Linked DNA regions of Homo sapiens: region 2 is linked to region 1. A link is an interaction called in ENCODE POLR2A ChIA-PET data of the cell type or tissue named here. Cell type or tissue: PC-9. All regions are shown on one strand. Links, peaks and the distances in the headings refer to the core of each region. The heading gives the core; the rest is flanking DNA.

The links. ChIA-PET counts read pairs that join two places held together with the same protein. Peaks named below come from ENCODE experiments on the same cell type or tissue, not always from the same donor. Only the 100,000 strongest peaks of a DNase experiment are listed, where the experiment ranks them.
Region 2: POLR2A ChIA-PET joins it to region 1 with 7 read pairs; 1 of 35 experiments calls an interaction of 5 or more read pairs at or near these places.

Annotation. Positions count from the first base shown.
Region 1 is chr4:150,846,969-150,852,354 of GRCh38, reverse strand. LRBA (LPS responsive beige-like anchor protein) reads left to right here. Exons shown (of 57, transcript NM_001364905.1): 23 at 1-470; 24 at 1,453-1,631; 25 at 2,780-2,933; 26 at 3,357-3,537. Among named protein-coding and RNA genes, the nearest start is that of LRBA, 170 kb to the left of the region's middle. In PC-9, for the core only: no CTCF peak of the experiment used is centred there; a DNase peak (open chromatin) is centred at 3,094; H3K27ac peaks cover 696 bases.
Region 2 is chr4:151,102,351-151,107,736 of GRCh38, reverse strand. It overlaps RPS3A (ribosomal protein S3A), which reads right to left. Exons shown (of 6, transcript NM_001006.5): 4 at 4,658-4,866; 5 at 3,451-3,560; 6 at 3,095-3,265. The coding sequence ends at 3,144. SNORD73A (small nucleolar RNA, C/D box 73A) reads right to left here and starts at 3,910; the gene lies at 3,846-3,910. In PC-9, for the core only: no CTCF peak of the experiment used is centred there; no DNase peak of the experiment used is centred there; H3K4me3 peaks cover 125 bases; H3K27ac peaks cover 612 bases.

The DNA.
Region 1 (5,386 bases), core at 96-5,095:
CTACTGAGGAAGCTAATCTACCCACAGAGCTCCAAGATAACAGTTTGTCTCCAGCTGCATCTGAAGCCGGTGAAAAACTGGACATGTTTGGTAATGATGACAAATTAATATTTCAAGAAGGAAAACCTGTTACTGAAAAGCAAACTGATACTGAAACTCAAGATTCTAAAGATTCTGGAATTCAGACTATGACAGCATCAGGGTCTTCAGCTATGTCACCAGAAACTACTGTTTCCCAAATAGCTGTAGAATCAGACCTTGGTCAGATGCTGGAGGAAGGGAAGAAAGCAACTAACCTCACTAGAGAAACCAAATTAATTAATGATTGTCATGGTAGTGTCTCTGAGGCTTCTTCTGAGCAAAAGATTGCGAAGTTGGATGTTTCCAATGTTGCTACAGATACTGAGAGGCTGGAGTTGAAGGCCAGTCCCAACGTGGAAGCACCTCAACCTCATCGACATGTGCTTGAGGTGATTTTATATATTGTCTTATTCAAGTACTTTTGCACTGAGTTAAAAAAGAGCAAGTGTATATACTTAAATTTTATTTTATTTTGAATTTGGTTCACATGCTATTCACAACTAAATAAATGCAATGAATGTGAAGATTGTATTTCAGATCATTAGCACAGTGTTTGGCAGTTAATGTGAGTTCATTAAATGACAGTTTTTATTACTATTTTTACCATAGTATCACCAGAAGTTACCACTTTGAAGGATTGGTATAATTTTAGTTTATAAAACAAATATTGGAAACACTTGCATTTTACCTTTTATTTGACTAACCCAATCCTAGTACATTAGTTTTCCAACAAACTCTAGGGCTACCTACCTGCCAGTGTATAATTTTAGTTACTAAGCATGTGATTTAAAATTGTATTATGAAGTCTATAAGAGAGAGGAGGCTTTGTGAGATCTAGAGGCACAGCCTTCTCCTCTGTCCATATCTCAGAGTGACCCATGAGACAGTGCTTGGTAGCATGTTGTCATTTTCCACTTTATTCAATTCTTATCCTCTGTCCCACCCTCCTTTTTTTTGTTTTTGTTGGTTGGTTCTTCATTATGTTATCTCTGTTTTTATTCTTCATTCTAGCCACTTCATAATCCAAATGCCACTTAGATTCTAAATACTGCCTTTCTTTTAGGCTAAGGCTAAAAACTAAGAACTGTTACTTGATTCTTTTATAAAATGCTACATAGTGGTAATACTTAACATGGTTCCAAGTTAATTACTTTTAAATTGTGGTAGTTTTGCACTTTTGATAGCTTTGCTTACATGTACTAAAATGTTAATGTTATTACTCATTGATAATTTTTCTTTCTCTAATTTGGTTCTTATAGTGTCTTAAAAACGTGTTAGATGAATTGCATAGAAGCTACTAAATTATTTACTTTGCTAAAGCCTCCTGCTGAAGTTGAACCTATTTTATTACTTTTTAAATTTCTGTATTAGATATCAAGGCAACATGAGCAGCCAGGGCAAGGAATAGCACCAGATGCAGTTAATGGACAAAGGAGGGATTCCAGATCTACTGTGTTTCGTATTCCTGAGTTCAACTGGTCTCAGATGCATCAACGTTTGCTCACTGATCTATTATTTTCAATAGAAACAGATATACAGATGTGGAGAAGGTTTGTCTATATGTTTATTATGGAAGATGTGTATAAACCTAGTCTTTATTTTCAAAGAAATCCATAGAAACAGTTTGTAATTAATTTCAGACATTTGGTTAAAAAGTAGAATAGAAATTATTCTATGGTAGGGTTTTACTGAATTCACTTTTATTCTCCATTATAAGAATGGAATCCTTATCTGGATTACAAAAATGTGAAAAGCAGAGGTTTCTCTTTTAAAAAAATTTGTAGTAGATTTCCTGTAGCAATTTTATGGCACGGAATTCACCAGAAGGTAGGTTTATCAAGTTGGTTTATTACTAGAAGTATTAAAAAATAATTGGTATAGGCCGGGCGCAGTTGCTCAAGCCTGTAATCCCAGCACTTTGGGAGGCCGATGCAGGCGGATCATAAGGTCAGGAGGTCGAGACCATCCTGGCTAACACGGTGAAACCCTGTCTCTACTAAAAATACAAAAAAATTAGCTGGGAGTGGTGGCGGGCGTCTGTAGTCCCAGCTACTCAGGAGGCTGAGGTAGGAGAATGGTGTGAACCCGGGAGGTGGCGCTTGCAGTGAGCTGAGACCACGCCACTGCACTCCGGCCTGGGCGACAGAGCGAGACTCTGTCTCAAAAAAAAAAAAAAAATTGTTATAACATTATCAATATTTCCAATGTATTTTTAGCATTAAAAAAAATCTGTGTACTTCAAGTTATCCCCCATTGTATGATTTATGATTTTAAAGTGACCTAATTTATTTTTTTTTATTTGTGTAAGATTCTTGTTATGTTTAAAAGCATTTTATAGGCATTACAGAAGAAAATTCATTTTTAATAGCACATTTACCAGTATTTACCTCCTAATTTTTGTCACATGATTTCTTAGTTTTGTTCCCAGTAAGGATAATTTTCTTCAACTTTTTATATCCAGTGTAAAATGAATAGTATTTATGTTTCAGCACTGAAGGAGGGCATGGATAGTAACTACTGATATGGAATGGTCTGTTTCTTCTGAAGAAGTATACACCCTCCAAATGCCTGCTGCATCATCTTCCTTCAGTTTTCAAGATGAAGCAAAAGCACCTTCTTATCTTTCCTCCCCTCAAGTAGGCAAACTGTGATTTCCTTTCTTTAGCTTTATCAGTAAATATCATTTATCTTTGGACAGCCATTCAACAAAGACAGTTATGGACTTCGTGAATAGCAGTGATAATGTCATCTTTGTACACAACACAATTCATCTCATCTCTCAAGTGATGGACAATATGGTCATGGCTTGTGGGGGTATACTGCCATTGCTTTCAGCTGCTACATCGGCTACAGTAAGGACTTAATTACTATAGAAAATTGGTGTGAAAACATGAGTGTTATGCAACTTTATTGACTAAAACTTAAATGTGGTGGTTACTATGCATCGTAGGTGCTATAAATAAAAAACAATAGGATCTTTTACTTGAGAGGACCTTAGAATCTGTTCTAGTAATGAAAGAACTTAAAAGAATGTTGATTCCCTAAGTATGAGTCAGCTAGTGAAGAATGTGGTTCATGATGTTTCACCTGTATGGTTCTGTTGCTCCTCCTCATCCCCCACCCTTTTTAGATGAAATAATAAGTATAAATCACTCTGTGTTACTAGGTTTCTGAAAGTCTGACTACTTATGCAATTTATAAATTTTAGGACTATATCTGGTAAAATTTTTTTTTCAGAATATATATATATAAATGTCAAACTTTATTCTTTACAGCATGAACTGGAAAATATTGAACCTACTCAAGGCCTTTCAATAGAAGCCTCTGTGACATTTTTGCAGAGGCTAATTAGCCTTGTGGATGTGCTTATATTTGCAAGTTCTCTTGGCTTTACTGAAATTGAAGCTGAAAAAAGTATGTCATCTGGAGGAATTTTGCGGCAGTGTCTCCGACTAGGTGAGCTGCTAAAAACCGTTGGGAATTTACTAAAAAAAATTTTTCAGTAATTCAGAGATGACATTGAAAATTATCCGTCTTCTGTTGGTGAGAAAATATATGTTAGCTAATTTGTCATATGGTTACTTTTTTTAATGTACATAGTAGTAGTTGGTAAGTTGGATGGGCAAGAAGGAGGATGTATTTTGAAAAATTTACTAAGGTGATTTTGGTCAGGAGTTTCCACTCTCCCCTATCTTTTTTTTTTTTTTTTTTCTTTTTTCTCCCTGAAATGGTGGTTCTGCTTTCTTGCCAAGGCTGGTGTCAAAATCCTGGGCTCAAGTGATCCCGCCTCCTTATCCTTCCTAGTAGCTGGAATTAGAGGTGCTCCCCTATCTCTTTTTGCTCTAAAGTAGTGCTTCTGAAATTTTAAGGAGATACATAAACTTAAGGTGATTAAAAAACACAAGGTGATTCATAAATTTGATGATCTTGTTAAAATGCAGATTAGATTATATAGGTCTAGGCTGGGGTGGTGGCTCACACCTGTAATCCCAGCTCTTTGGGAGGCCAAAGTGGGTGGATCCCCTGAGGTCAGGAGTTCAAGACCAGCCTGGCCAACATGGTGAAACCCCGTCTTTACTAAAAATACAAAAATTAACCAGGTGTGGTGGTGCACGCTTATAATCCCAGCTACTTGGGAGGCTGAGGCAGCAGAATCGCTTGAACCTGGAAGTTGGAGATTGCAGTGAGCCAAGATCACACCACTGCACTGCAGCCTGGGCAATTGAGCGGGACTCTGTCTCAAAAAAAAAAAGGGTTATAGAGGTCTAGGGTAAGGCCTAAAATTGACTACCAAGTCCCAGGTGATGTTGATGCTGCTTTTCTTACAAACACACTGGAATAACAACGTTCTAAACTAGCATCATTCAAGTACAGCCTTTATTCAAAAAAGCTGTGGTAATTTGTTAATGCAGTTAATAAAATCATGAAATCTCTGTTCTTCTCCTGGAAACACTTCTTCCCTAAGTAAAAGTAAAAATACATGAAATGACTTTTTAATGTTAACTGGACTTCTTAGGTGAAGCAAAAAACAAAACAAAAAAACCCTTTTTTGCATAATTTTCCTTCTATATAGTTGTAAATATCGAGACTTTGTTAAATGATTTGATTATTAAGTGAAGAGAAGGTGGTGAGGAGAGAAGGCACAAGAAATGGAAGCAAACCATTAGGAGCCATGGTCATATGAAGAGATAAAGCACCTATGAAAACATAACATGGAAGTGGAAAATGTAGTTAATGACATATTTTTTCATATTTAGCAAGAATGTCTGTTACATAAACTAATGTATACCTGTGCTTTTTGCCACAAGTATAATTTTTACTCAAAATGCTATTCAAAGTATTTAATAGTATTAGTTTAAATGTAAAATTCCAAGTATTTTATATTTAATAATCAATGGTATATCTTGCTATTCTAAGTAACTTGGAATAACAATTTATAGACAGTTGTTTTAAAATTTAAGAGACATTCTAATTGTAAGCATAACAAAATAAAAGTTATCATTTATTGACTATTGTCATTTGTCATTGTTGATTTTCACGGTGACAATTTTGTTCTTTTTATTCATGAGGAAATTGAAGATAAAAGAAATTGGGAAACTTATCTATAGCTAAAAAGCTATAATTGGTGAAGGTAGAATTTGAATACTATACTTTTGTCTAACTAGTGCTCCTACTCTTTCTATTGTAGTATACTTCTTTAATCTATTAGTATTATAATTAAAATATTTAGACTTTATTGCTTTATGTGTGCCATTTTCGAAGGCTTTTCACTTTCCTAGAAAGAGTACATTTCTAGAAGTAAAAG
Region 2 (5,386 bases), core at 193-5,192, 260 kb before region 1:
CACCAAAAACACTGTCCTCATGGAATTTTTCTCATAGACACGAGTAAACAAAACTGGAAAAAAATCACAAGTGTCAGAGGGCACCACCAGATTCTACGGAGGAGACATTATTAGAACAAACTTCAATTCCTCATTCAGGTTGCTTAAAAATAAACAACAAACAGCAGAGACTTCAAGGAGGTGAAATAAACACTGTGGCCATGTAAAGGAGAATATTTCAAGCACAGGGAAGAGCAAGGGGAATAGGAGTAAGAGACAAGTCAGATGCAAGATCACATGGGATCTTTGAATGAATCGTCTAAAACAGATTTTCAGGGCCTGGTATAGTGGCTCATACCCGTAATCGGGAGGATCACTTGAGGCCAGGAGTTCCAGACCAGCCTTGGAGCCTTGGGAATATAGCAAGACCCCATTTCCACATGAAATATTTTAAAATTAGCCAGCCATGGTGGCACACACCTGTAGCCCCAGCTACTCAGGAGGCTAAGGCAGGAGGATCACTTGAGCCCAGGAATGCAAAGCTGCAGTGAGCTGATTGTCTCACTGCATTCCATTCTGGGCAACAGAGTGAGATCCTGCCTATAAAAAATAAAAGACTTCCACAAGATAGGACATAGACAAGGTAGGCAGGAACAATCCAAGTAGTAATGGTGGCTTGTTTCAAATAGCAGAAGATGGTAATAACTGATTAGACTCCAGATATATATAGTTTGAATCAACTGTGAATGGTCAAGGATGACCACAGAGGATTTTGGCCTAAGCAACCAAAAGGGTGGGTACAATTGAGATAATACCATTTTAGAACACTGTATGTTAAATGCCTGTCTGACATCCAAGTGGGGATATCAAGTAGGCACTTAGACAAACCTGGATGTCCCAAAGAAAGGTATAGGCTAGAAATATAAAAATCTCCATTAATTTAAAACCAAGAACCTAGGGAGAGTATAGAAATGTCTAACGACCAAGCCCTAGGGCCTTCTTTTTTTTTTTTTTTGAGACGGAGTCTCACACTGTCTCCTCAGCTGGAGTGCAATGGCCCAATCTCAGCTCACTACAACCTCTGCCTCCCAGGTTCACGCAATTCTCCTGCCTCAGTCTCCCAAGTAGCTGGGATTACAGGTGCACACCACCACACCCGGCTAACTTTTTGTATTTTTTAGTAGAGACAGGGTTTCACTGTGTTGGCCAGCCTGGTCTGTAACTCCTGACCTCGTGATCCGCCCGCCTCAGCCTCCCAAAGTGCTGGGATTACAGGCGTGAGCCACTGCACCCGACCAGCCCTAGGGCCTTCTAAAACTGATTAAAAGTCTAAAAAATGAACTAGTAAAGGAGTAGCCAATGATGTAGGAGGAAAAGCTTGAGTCGAGGATCTGGAAGACAGTTAAAATCAGGAAGAAATCAACTGTCAAGAGTCACTAACAGGACAAAGTGATAAGCAAGTCACTAACAGAGGTCAAGTAAAAGACCTCTAGTAAAAGAATGGACCACTGAATTTAGCAACAAAATCACTGCTAATCTTGACAATGAAATGTCTTGGAGTGGTGTTGGGAGGAAAGCCTAACTGCAGCAAATTGAAGAAAAATAAAATAAAAACTAAAAAATGTGGCTGGGCACCATGGCTCACACCTATACTCCCAGCACTTTGGAGGCTGAGGCAGGAAGATCCCTTGAGGCCAGGAATTTGAGACCAGTCTGGACATAACAGCCAAGACCCTACAAAGAACTTAAAAACTAGCAGATTAGGCCTGGTGCAGTGGCTCACACCTGTAATCTCAGCAATTTGGGAGGCCAAGGCGGGAGGATCACTTGAGGCCAGGAATTCAAGACAAGCCTTGCCAACATGGCGAAACCCCCATCTCCACTAAAAAATGCAAAAATTAGCCCAGCATGGTGGTGGGTGCCTATAATCCTAGCTACTGGGGAGGCTGAGACACAAGCATCGCTTGAACCTGGGAGATGGAGGTTGCAGTGACCCAAGATCGCACTAACACACTCCAGCCTGGGTGACAGTGAGACTGTCTTTAAAATAAAAAAAGCTGGGTGTGGTGTGGCACAGGCCTGTGTCCCAACTACTCAGGAGGCCTGAGAGGGAGGGCTGCTTGAGCCCAGGACTTTAGGGTTACAGCGAGCTATGATCACACCATTCTACTCCATCCTGGGTGACAGAGTAAGATCATGTCTCTCAAATGTAATTTTTTTTTCAACAGTCTCATTTTGTAGCCCAGACTGGAGTGCAGCTCACTGCAACCTCCACCTCCCAGGTTCAAGTGATTTTCATGCCTCAGCCTCCCGAGAAGCTGGGATTACAGGCACCCCGCCACCACACCTGGCTAATTTTATTTTTTTTAGGTGAGACGGTGTCTCACCATGTTGGCCAGGCTGGTCTTGAACTTCTGACCTCAAGCAATCCACCCACCTCAGCCTCCCAAAGTGCTGGGATTACTGGCATGAGCTACGCACTTGACCTTTAAAATATATTTTATATGTAAAAAAGTTTTAAAAATTAAAAAAAATTAAATGATACCAATATATAAAAAATTCCTTTGAGCTTTGCTATAAAGGGACTTAGTAAGGTGCTCTGGGAGGGTATACTAGTATTTGTATACTAGTATACAAGGGACAGCGAGGAATTGATAAAGGTGTGAATTGCTGAAGCCATGAGGCTGATTGGGCAAAAAAAAAAAAGGCTGTCTTATGTCTTAGCACAATCCATCCAGTGGTATGACAGAAGGTAGTATGATTAACACATGCATAGGTGGCAGAATATAGGTAACAGAAATTTGTGGGGTTCTTTTCTCTGCTTTAAACTTTTTTAGTGATTAAAGGAAGCAAGGTTATCAGCTAAGCAAGAAATGAGAAAACTGAAAAGGCTTGAGAAGAGGTAGAAACTGAATGAATGAGTGACTATAGGTGGATAGCACTAAATGCCCACTTGGTAACAGCTTCTCCGCCCCATTTCAGCTTCACAGTAAAGGTGCATAGTAGTATGTTTATATCCAATTTGTCTGGGTCAGAAAAGTTTACCAGCTGTCAAATTTACTGTCTAATCCACCAAGCTGTCAGATTATTTTTAAAAAAAGAATGTTCAGAAGCAAACCATCACAAATAGCACTTTTTATTTGCCACTATTTGAAGTCTGAACTTTAAACAGATTCTTGGACTGGTGGTTCATATCCATCAGCTCGTTCAACTTTAGCACCTGTCTCGTCCCCAGTGGCTTTTCCAGAACTACTGCCTTCACCATGAAGCTCCATGAGCTTTCCCACTAAAAGGCAAAAAAAAAAAAAAAAAAAAAAACCAAAAAACTGTTAGTATATCTTGAAATAATGGTCATCACTACTATGCAAGCATGACAGGAAGAAAAAGAAGGCCATGATATGGCCCCACACTCCTCCTCCACCCAAAAACAATGTATTTGGCCCTACAGGAATCATGTGATTTCTCACTTACATTCAAACTTGGGCTTCTTCAGCATTTTTACTTTTCTAACGAAGACATCATGGAGAGGATAAATAGATTGGCAAGCCTTTTCTATGTCTTTTCCAATGCTGTCTGGAATCCTGCAAACCAGTAACAGTAAATTTTTTTCTAAAAGTCCTAGTTCTCAGATATAAGCCATTTCCTTTAAAAGTAGAGAAGCCTTGGAATAAACCTACACATAACACCTACCTCATTTAACCTGCATAAATCCTCCTGTTAAGATAAGCCATTATTTACCTTTCACATGTAAAGGATAGATGATCTGAATTACATAGCTAGCTAGTGGCAAAGTTAGTAGAGTCTTCTGAGTCCAAGCCTTATGCTTTTTCCATTACACCCTCTTAGCTAACTGTATATTGCATGGGAACATCAGAAAAATGTTGTTATCACTGGCCATCATCTGGGACCGAAACTTTTTTCATCACTTATTCCCGTGCATCATTAATCATGAAAGGTTTTGTCTATTCAGTGTATTTTTTCTTTGTGTGTGTATATATATATACGTATATTTTTTATTTTTTGGGACAGGGTCTCCCTATATTGCCCAGGCTGGCCTCAAACTCCTGGGCTCAAACAATCCTACCACCTCAGCCTCCTGAGTAGCTGGGACTCCAGGCACATCCCACCCCACTCAACTTATTCAGTGTATTTTCCAAGTAGGGGAAAAACATTTCCTGTCCTTCAACTCCATCTACTGTGAGACAGCTTCATTCAAAATAAATAAACACGAAAAAACTGTTATCATTTAGAGTACTGGCAGATCACCTGAAGTCAGGAGTTCAAGACCAGCCTGGCCAACATGATGAAACCCCATCTCTACTAAAAATTTAAAAAAATTAGCTGGGTATGGTGGCAGTCCCCTGTATTCCCAGATACTCAGGAGGCTGAGGCTCAAGAACTGCTTGAACCCAGGAAGCAGTGGTTACAGTGAGCCAAGGAGGATCACAATACTGCACTCGAGCCTGGGCAACAGAGCAAGACTCTGACTCAAATAATAATAGTAATAATAATCATATTTACTGAGTACTTAACACTCTTTCACTTAAAGAGATATAGCTAGAAGGATTCACAGACAGGATTTCAACAGACCTTTACCTTGTCTCATATGCGTTCTCTCATCTCAGGAATAATCCAATACTCAAGGTTGTGTTGTGTGAGGAAGCAAAGAAACACTTACAATTTATTGACCACTTCTTTCAAGTCATTTGTCTGCACCTCTCGGGTCATGATTTCCATCATCTTCTTCCGGATTTGGCGGACCTGTTGGTGCTGAGCATAAGAGGTCTTCCGTATCTGATTGTTGCGTTTTTTAGTAAAACCAACACAGAACAGACGAAGCAAGTAACCATCGGTAGTCTTGACATCAACGTGAGCTTCAATCATTGTCTGGAGAAAAAAGATACCGTCAGATTTAACAGGTTTTACGTTATCCATTTATCCCTCAAGTTCTAATTTTAAAAAGCTGGATTGTCAAACACTCATTATTAAATATAAAGTATCCTAACATAAGTAACATCTCTTTAAGTTTACAGAATTAACTTCCTTGAACTTACCAAGTTACCCCCAAATTCTTACCCAATTAAATAACCAGGTCCTCTCAACTGCCCTCCCTCCTCCTTTCTACCCTCCATTAACACTACCACTATCTTGACGGCATCCAAACCCACATCCATTGCATATACATATACCCCTTTAAACAGCTCATACCCCCTCAAGTGTAAAACTACACCAGAGGAAAATAGGTCTGAGAGGATCCATGGTATTCTATGGTATGAACACATCTACAGTGATTATGTCATTTTTCAAAAAACTGTGTTGTAAATAGGTGACTGCTATAACTCTAAATGCACACTTTGAAAGACGTCTTTTATGTTCCAAACTAAAGCCATGCTGATGATTAAATACC